2 separate regions of the Homo sapiens genome follow, and region 2 is linked to region 1. A link is an interaction called in ENCODE POLR2A ChIA-PET data of the cell type or tissue named here. Cell type or tissue: OCI-LY7. All regions are shown on one strand. Links, peaks and the distances in the headings refer to the core of each region. The heading gives the core; the rest is flanking DNA. Region 1 overlaps LOC124902508 (translation initiation factor IF-2-like). Region 2 overlaps ABLIM1 (actin binding LIM protein 1).

Region 1 (4,394 bases), core at 141-4,140:
AGACTGAAGGACACTAAAGAGGCATGACAACTAAATATACCATGGGATTCTGAACTGGATCCTTTTACTATAAAGGATATTGAAACAACTGGTGAAATATGAAGTGGGGTCTGCAGATCAGATAACAGCAATTTCAACATTGATACTGATTTCAATACACAGATGCTGGTTATTGTAGTGCGTTGAATGGTGGCCCCCGAAAAGATATGTGTTCATCTTAATCTCTGAAACCTGTGACCTCATTTGAAAAAAGTATCTTTGCAGATGTAATTAACTTAAGAATCTTGAGATGAGATCATTCTGGATTATCTAGGTGAGCTGTAAATCCAGTGACAAGTGTCCTTATAAGAGACACACAGAGAAGAGAAGACGCAAGATGAGAATGCCACGTGAAGAGGGGGGCAGAAATTAGAGCGATGCAGCCACAAGCCAAGGAGTGCTTGGAGCTACCAAAAGCTGGAATGGGCAAGGAAGGATCCTCCCCTGGAGCCTTGGGGCTTAGGGGAGGCACAGCCCTGCTGACACCTTCATTTCAGATTTCTGGCCTCCAGACTATGAGAAAATAAATTTCTGTTTTTTTAAGCCATCAGGTTTGTGGTAATTTGTTATGATGGCCCCAGGAAACTAATATAATTGCATTGCGGTTACGTCAAAGAATGTTCTTGTTTGCAGGAAATACACACTAAAGTACATAGGAGTGATAGACATAATGTCAGCAGCTTACCCTCAAACAGTTCAGGTGTTTTGAACTGTATTTACACCTCTATTATAATTTTTAAATTGTTTTGAAATTTTAAAACTATTTTAAAACATTACTAGAGCAGTTGCCAGATCATGGAGGTTAGCAAGATTGCAATTTCCCAAGACCACTCCAAGCCATGCCTTGGTGATGGCCCAGACTCCAAAGGATATGGGAATCACAGAGTATAAATAAAGAGTAATAAATCAAGTGTTGGAGTTTGCCTTCCAATATGTGTCTGCAATTCTAGACTATGCAAAAATTTATTCAAGCCATCCTAAGAAACCTCCTCTCGAGGGAGATAATGTGAGACTAGTGACCCAGTGTTGCGAAGACCTATTTCTCCCCCCAAGACATTCTTTACCAGATATTACTTTTGGCAGCCAATTCTCCATGGCATTTCAACTTACCCTGGACTAGCTTTACGAGGATGTGTGTGTAGCATAGTGTCTCTTTCCAGGTCAGAGGGCCGATGTGTTTCCTGACCAGGATAGTAGAGATAGAGACACCCAGAGACATTCCAGGATAGAAAAGTTTCCTTCTCCTCAGGCAAGATGTGCTTACATTCCAGAATACTTAAAGATAATGTCTCTCTCCAGAGAGGAGGATGGGCAGGTTTGCTAGCAGCCCCCTTATAAGACTGGAGGATTCCTATGCTTAGTGTTTCTCAGTTGTGACACAAACTTGTGTATGTGGCATCTACCTGAGGTTGATCCACACTGACTCCTGTGGGACTTGAGTGCACAGGAAACTGATGGAAGCATGAAGCCTGTTTTAGTCTGTTTTGTGTTGTTACAACAGAATACCACAGACTGGGTAATTAATTAAAAAGAAATTTATTTCTCATAGTTCTGGAGGCTGGGAAGTTCAATATGAAGACAATAGCATGTGGCGAGGGCCTTCTTGCTGCATCGTCCCATGGCAGAAGGTGGGAGGGCAAGAGAGCATGAGAGTGTGAGAGAAAGGGCTGAACTCCAAATCCTTTTTTTTTTTTTTTTTTTTTGAGGCAGAGTCTAGGTCTGTCACCCAGGCTGGAGTGCAGTGGCACGATCTCAGCTCACTGCAACCTCTGCCTCCTGGGTTCAACCAATTCTCCTGTCTCAGCCTCCTGAGTAGCTGGGAAACCACAGGTGCGTGTCACCACGCCAAGATAATTTTTGCATTTTTAGTAGAGACAGGGTTTCACCGTGTTGGCCAGGCTGGTCTCGAACTCCTGGCCTCAGTGATCCGCCCGCCTCAGCCTCCCGAAGTGCTGAGATTACAGGCGTGAGCCACCGCACCTGGCCTGAACTCCCTTTTATAATAATCTCACTTTGACAATAACCTACTTCTGCAATAATGACATGAATCCATTCATGAGGACAGAGCCCTCATGACCTAATCATCTCTTATTAGGCCCCACCTCCCAACACTGTTGCACTGGGGATTAAGTTTGCAACACATGAACTTTGGGGGCACACATGCAAACCAGAGGAAAGCTCATACTTCCTGCTGTGACCCAAGTAATAAAGTTTCTAATTCCCCCTTGGACTTGTTTCCTTCCCAGCCACATCTATGGAAGTATGACAAGCAAACCTATCAGCCTCCCAACACCCTGCTGCTTAGGAACCGCCTGACTTCTTAACCATTACAAGATGGAAAAATCAAACCCCTTTATTTATTGATTAAGCCATATGCAGAACCTAGATTGTTACCTGACAGATACTGCTTAATAGCTCCAAACTACAGACTGAAGTCCTCACTTTAAAAGGGATCATTCTGAAGATCAGTTTCACAGCTAAGGGTCAGTGCTGCTAGTAGCACACCTACTACTCCTGTTATCTGTACCATAGCTCCTTAAACAGTGACAGCATCAATTCGAAAGTTCACAGTATAGATTTCACTTTCACAGTCCACACCTGTGAAGTCACTTCCTGCAACAATGGCAGTTCAAAACTGTTCTCATTAAGCCAATGGCAGTTCAAAACTGTTCTCATTAAGCCACCTAATATTGGGACCCAAAAATTCTTATCACCATCAACATAGTTTCAGGATAAAATGCAATGGATGACTCAAATCCATTTGAAAAGAAAATTCAATAAAATACAATGATAAGTACTCTACCACATGTAAAAACTATGGTCTCACCTTGATGCATTTCAGGGTAATAAAATGAAGGACGCTAGATCTCCTCAAGCTGTATCTTAGAAAACTTAAACGTAACTGCCAAAACCTATGACACTGGTTTTATAGGGTATGAGTGGAAAAAAAAAAACAGAAGGAATAATGGAAGGAAAAAATCACACTTCCCTAAATACAATTTTACCATTTTGTATAGGTCTATGTTAGTCAATATTCAATTAGAGATTCAGAACTATTAGGACCACACATGTGCAGGTGGATTTATTACCGGGATTTGACCACACGCAGTAATGGGGGCTGATAAAGTCTAGAAGGCTGTTGCCTTCATATCTAATGCTGCAGCTTGAAGTCTGCAGGGCAGGCAGTTGGGAAGAAGGCTGTCAGGGGGTGCAAAGCAGCAAGGACAAGATGGAACCCATCTCAGGCTCTCTCTGTCTCCAACCTTCATGATGTGGGTATCCTGCAGGAGAACCCGGTGCTCTTTGTCACAGAGATAAACACACATCTGGTTGAGGATACACAGTCAGATGAGGAGTCAGTGAAGCTGAGGGAAGACCCAGCGAAAGATGGAACAGCTGCAGCCTGCTTCCTGCCCCACACCAAGGAGATAAGCCAGCAGATAAAATAACAATATGCATGGGCCACAAAAGCACCTGGAGACCTTTCCCCAGCCTCTGAGCACAAAAAACAATACTCTTGATATAGTTGCTCCTCCACTCTGTCCTCCAAATCTCACACAAGTACATCTCTTGTGGCACACCCTTAACTGGAAACATAGGGAAGGGAATTATGGGAAATGTAGTTCAGCCTAATCAGATCAACACATTACAAAACCTCCACAGTCCAGCATTTGTCATCTTGGCATGTATCACTTTAAATCACAATTTCCATATGAAGACAATTCAAAATTTGGGCTTCTACTTAACAGAGTACAACTATCTTGTGTACAATTAACAACACATCAACTGTTTTTCCAAAAGAGGCTATAAAATCTCTCTCTTGGTCTTTGGGTGTTCTTTGAGCTAATTCATACTCTCCCTTTGATATTTTGTAGTTTAAATACTGAGAAGATAGGGAAATAAGAGTGGGAAGAAAACAAGTTTTTGAAAAAAATACAATGACAACTACTCTACCACATGTAAAAACTATGGTCTAGCTTTGATGCATTTCAGGGTAATGAAATGGAGCATTCTAGATCATTGCAAGTTTCTACATACAAACAGGCCAAGCATGGTGGCTCATGTCTGTAATATCAGCACTTTAGGCAGCTGAGGTGGGAGGATCACTTGAGCCCAAGAGTTCAGAACCAGCCAGGGCAACATAGTGAGATACCATCTCTACAAAAAATTAAAAATTAAAAAAAGTATATATACAAACATATCCATATCAAAATAAGGAAGAAATACAACTGCACTAGCTCTCATTTCTACAACTGGTCATGTGGTCATATGGTCATAGCTAGTATATACCACCTTCCTTTTTTTTTTAATTCTTTTTTTTTTTTTTTTGAGATGGAGTTTCACTCTTGTTGTCC
Region 2 (4,394 bases), core at 251-4,250, 310 kb before region 1:
TGAAACCCTTTGTCTGGAAGAGCAGAAAAGAGTTCCGAATTCTTTGTGGACATGAGGTACAGGGAAAGGGCTACAAGCTTTGGAATCAGGAAGTCTGAGAATCATACCTCAATTTACCATCCATAGGGCCTCAAATATGTCACTATTTAACATCTCCAAGCCTCAGGACACACATCTCAAAAATGCAAAGGGCCGGGCTAGACAATTTCAAGTCCTCTTCAGCTGTAAAATTCTATGTTTCGGTGTGAAATCCCATACCCTCTACAAGCTCACATAGTAGTGCTAACAGAAGAGCAATTTTGGTAGAGAAAGAACATTCTTGATGGCAGAAAAATGGAGTTTAACCAATGATTCCTCCGTGTCTGTTACCCAGGAGAAATTCTAATGCCCTAAGCCCTGAGCCCATGTAATATGCTCCTGGGAACAGAAAAAGAGAATTGTAATTCTAGAACCCATCCTTGGACAGAAAATCTGCTCATCTGATAACCTGCTTAGCTCCTGGACTGCTGACAGTCCCTTTTAGTTTCTTTCCTTTACCGCCTCCATTTCTCTAGGAGTGCTCTACTTGTGGCATGAGCCCAGGAGATGGGAAGATGGCCCTGAAGTTCAACCTTAATCCACTTATAACTTATGTTCTGCCTACTTTCAAAAAGGACTGGCTGATTCTTATCAGAGAAGGACATGATTTTAAAACAATTGATCAAGAACCTTAAAATTCAAAAGACCCAAGCTCAGGCAAACATGTTTGTTGTGATGTGAGCTTCTTAGCAGATGAGGGCAAAAGAGGAACTGATAGGCTGCCAAAGTCTCACTGTTTGAAAAAATGGCCACACACACTTGTCACTACAGAAGGTAGGTTTCCTGATTCTAAGTTAATAACAGTCATTGTGGGCTGAAGTTCTATAAGGTCTTGCTTTGTGTAAGGCTTTGTATCAAGACTTTAAATGATTCACAACAACCCTATGAGGTAGGTCGGTGCTATTTTCCAGTCTTGTTCTACAAGCAAGGAAACTAAATTGTTTTACCCAAACCCACCAGTGCTTCCAGAAGACAGAGCTAGGGGTAGAACCCAGGTAGCTGACTCAAGGTCCACACGTTAACCCTGTTAAACTACCTCCTAAAAGCACCAAAGGAATTCTCATACAGGGACCCTCAGTTATGGGACAGAAAAACATCTTCCACAGGAATTTCACTGATGATAGGAAGTATTTAAGTAGTTGTTTCTCATATAGACCCTTGAGAAATACCAAAGACGTAGCACTGAAAGATCACTAAATGAAGTCACTTCCATAGAGGAAGTTAAACTATCGAGGACTATGTGTGTAGTTTTGTTTCTTGTTTTATCTTAAAAGATCTAACTTGATTCAGAGATGGTGCTTAGAATCCCCAAAGGAATAAGCAAATTGTTTTCCAGTCCCTAAGACTCTCCCAAACACAGCTCTGGTGGATGGTGATTTCAGACTAAGGATATACAAACACCTAGAGGCTGGTGGGTTGCTTTAGATCAGGAGTTTTCTAACATTATTGCGCATAAGCAACACCCAAGAAGCCTTTTAAAAATGGGTTCGATGGCCTTAAGGTGGGACCCAGATATGAGTGTCTTTATTTTATAAGCACTGAAATGAGTCTATGCAGATCACCATGAGATGGGAAAACACTGGTCTGGGTGGTACCAAAACCACAAACCTGAGGGTGGATGAAGAGATGAGGAAGCCAAAGGGAGTAACAGAGATGTGCTGCTTACGTGGCAGGTGCATGGGCGGAAGGGAGAGGCAGAATCACGCAAGTTCCCTGTTATGCTCCTGCAGAAAGGCAGTGCAGAGGCTGACTCAGCTTTTTTGCGTCTACTGGTTTTTTCACCCTCAACTGGGAGAGGCTTCCAATGCAACTGGACTGGCTTGATCTCTAAGCTAAACACTCACCTGTTCCAGGAGGCTTTTCTCCTGATGCAGCATCATGAACAGGCAGGATAATGAGGGCGTGCCTTGGCCGTAAATATGTATCCTGGGCAAAGGTGAATAAATCAGTCTGCCCAGGCAGCTTTCACAAAGCCTAGAGGGCTCTATACAAGTCTGTGCAAAGCCAATCTGCACAAATGAGAACATCCTGTAGCCCTACAGCCTTACTAACTGCGAGGCTTCTGAGCTCACAAACACTGCTTTAAACACGTGTGCTATGTCAGAGGAAGGGTCAGCAGCTTATCCTTCTGAGTAAGGGTGCATAAACTAGTTTAGGGAGAAATAAACCATTATACTCTAACTTTCATCATAGAGTAGAAAGACATGGGCTTTGGGAGCAAGAGAACCCAGGGCCTAAATTCTAGACTGAAAATTGGACTTTGGGCACTTTTCTGGACTCATTTCTTCACCTGTAAAAACTAGTATAAGAAAACCTACTATGGCCAAAGTGCGATGGTTTGTGCCTGTAACCCCAGCAGATCACTTGAGCCCAGGAGTTTGAGACCAGCCTGGGCAACATGGAGAAACCCCATCTCTACAAACAACACAAACATTAGCTGGGCATGGTGGTACTTGCCTATAGTCTCAGCAGCTGGGGAGGCTGCGGTGGGAGGATCACTTGAGCCCAGAGGTTGAGGCTGCAGTGAGACATGATTGCACCACTGCACTCCAGCCCAGGTGACAGAGGAAGACCTTGTGTCGAAAGAAAAAAAAAAAAAAAAAAGAAAGAGAAGGGAAGGGAAAGGAAGGGAAAGGAAGGGAAGGGAAGGGAAGGGAAGGGAAGGGAAGGGAAGGGAAGGGAAGGGAAGGGAAGGGAGCCTACTACGTAGGATTGTTATGAAAGTTAAATAAACAAAGGCAAGTTGGTAGCAAAGTAACTGGTGCCAATCAAAGCAGGTGAGCTTTCTTCCTCTCTTTCCCACTAGGTTATAAATTCCCTTAAAGAATTGGGCCACACCTGTATCTTCATAACTCTACACCTCCATGCTTCCCACAAGAAGGTGTTCTAGAAGTGTCCAGTGAATTAATATGCCAACAGAAACCTCTAAATAGATTTGCAACCATTCCCTATACAATTACTTTGGCCAAAAGATGAGTAAAAGATCAACTTCTTCTGTGCCTCAGCTATAGTTTCAGTATTTGCTTGTTTCCAGACACCATGATAGGCACCTCACAAACTTTACCCCACCTGACTCTCCCAGCCACAATGTGAGGTAGGTAATATGCCCATTTCACAGATGAGGAAATCAAAACTTAGAGAGATCAGGAAATCACCCAAGGCTACTCAGTTAGCAAGGGATGGAGCTATGATCTGAATCCAGGTCTGTCCAACTCTAGAGACTGTCCAACAGAGCCAATGTTGTTTTCCCAGGCCTCAGGAGCTCAGTTAATATTGGGAAGGCTCTAGTCAAGATCTGCACTGGCAAAGCAGATCTCCCATGACTTTATATATCCTCTTTCAACTTTTTTAAAGGATACAAATAAAAGTTTATTATATAAAATCGAGCCTTCATATTTCACAGTTTGGCAAGGCTAACGACTAGATCATGTTGTAAGTCCTTAACGAAAATTTTACCCTTCCCATTCCCAACTATTAAAATGGCCTAATCAAAAGTTACAAAAAACGAAGCAAAGTACCACTATAAACAACACCAAGTGCTTTAAAGACAACTATTCCAAATGTATTTTTTAAAATTTAGCAGACTTTGTTAGAGCAGTTTTAGGTTCACTGAAAAATTGGGTGGAACCTGCAGAGAGTTCTCATATATCCCTTCTCCCATACACACAGTCTCCCCCACTAAGAACGTCCCCCAACAGAGTGGTGCATTTGCCACAAATTATGAATCTACATTGATACATCATTATCATCCAAGTCCATAGTTGACACTGGTGTTCACTCTTGGTATTGCACATTCTATGGGTTTAGACAAATTTATAGTGACATGTATCCATCATTATAGTATCATATGGAATAGTTTCACTGCCCTAAAAATCCTCTGTGCTCCACCTATTCATCCCTCAGTATTATTTATTGACATAGGTGACCCCCATGGTATGGGATGCTGTGATCCTGAATTCTTGCAAAGCATCCCTGACAGCTTTGGCCTGTCCATCATTTTCAAATTCAACAACAGCAATGTCATGTCTCCCAGGTACCAAACATACTTTGTTGAAAGCGGGAACTGATATGATAGCATGAAACATCATCCTCTCATTAGTCTCTTCTGGTAAGTTATTCAGGAATACAACACAGTCTGGAGGGTAACCAGGGACCTGAGGATGTGGTGTTGAATTTCCTTGGGAGTTAGCTGAATCTGATGTTCCCTGACCAGGCATTTCCTTTGCACTTGCTACATCCTGTTCTATAGAGTTTTTTCTTTTCTTCACCAGCAAAAAAAAGCCATAAATTTTACATGTTATATCAACTCTCTCTTA

Evidence for each region. Peaks named below come from ENCODE experiments on the same cell type or tissue, not always from the same donor. Only the 100,000 strongest peaks of a DNase experiment are listed, where the experiment ranks them.
Region 2: POLR2A ChIA-PET joins it to region 1 with 7 read pairs; 4 of 35 experiments call an interaction of 5 or more read pairs at or near these places.

The regions. Positions count from the first base shown.
Region 1 is chr10:114,808,517-114,812,910 of GRCh38, forward strand. All of the region lies in intron 1 of LOC124902508 (translation initiation factor IF-2-like), which reads right to left. It also overlaps the pseudogene TAF9BP2. Among named protein-coding and RNA genes, the nearest start is that of FHIP2A, 11 kb to the right of the region's middle. RefSeq lists an enhancer at 2,711-2,760. In OCI-LY7, for the core only: no CTCF peak of the experiment used is centred there; no DNase peak of the experiment used is centred there.
Region 2 is chr10:114,498,020-114,502,413 of GRCh38, forward strand. All of the region lies in intron 6 of ABLIM1 (actin binding LIM protein 1), which reads right to left. Among named protein-coding and RNA genes, the nearest start is that of AFAP1L2, 96 kb to the left of the region's middle. RefSeq lists an enhancer at 1,223-2,422. In OCI-LY7, for the core only: a CTCF peak has its summit at 3,871; DNase peaks (open chromatin) are centred at 812, 1,282, 1,782 and 2,082; H3K4me3 peaks cover 2,354 bases; H3K27ac peaks cover 3,243 bases.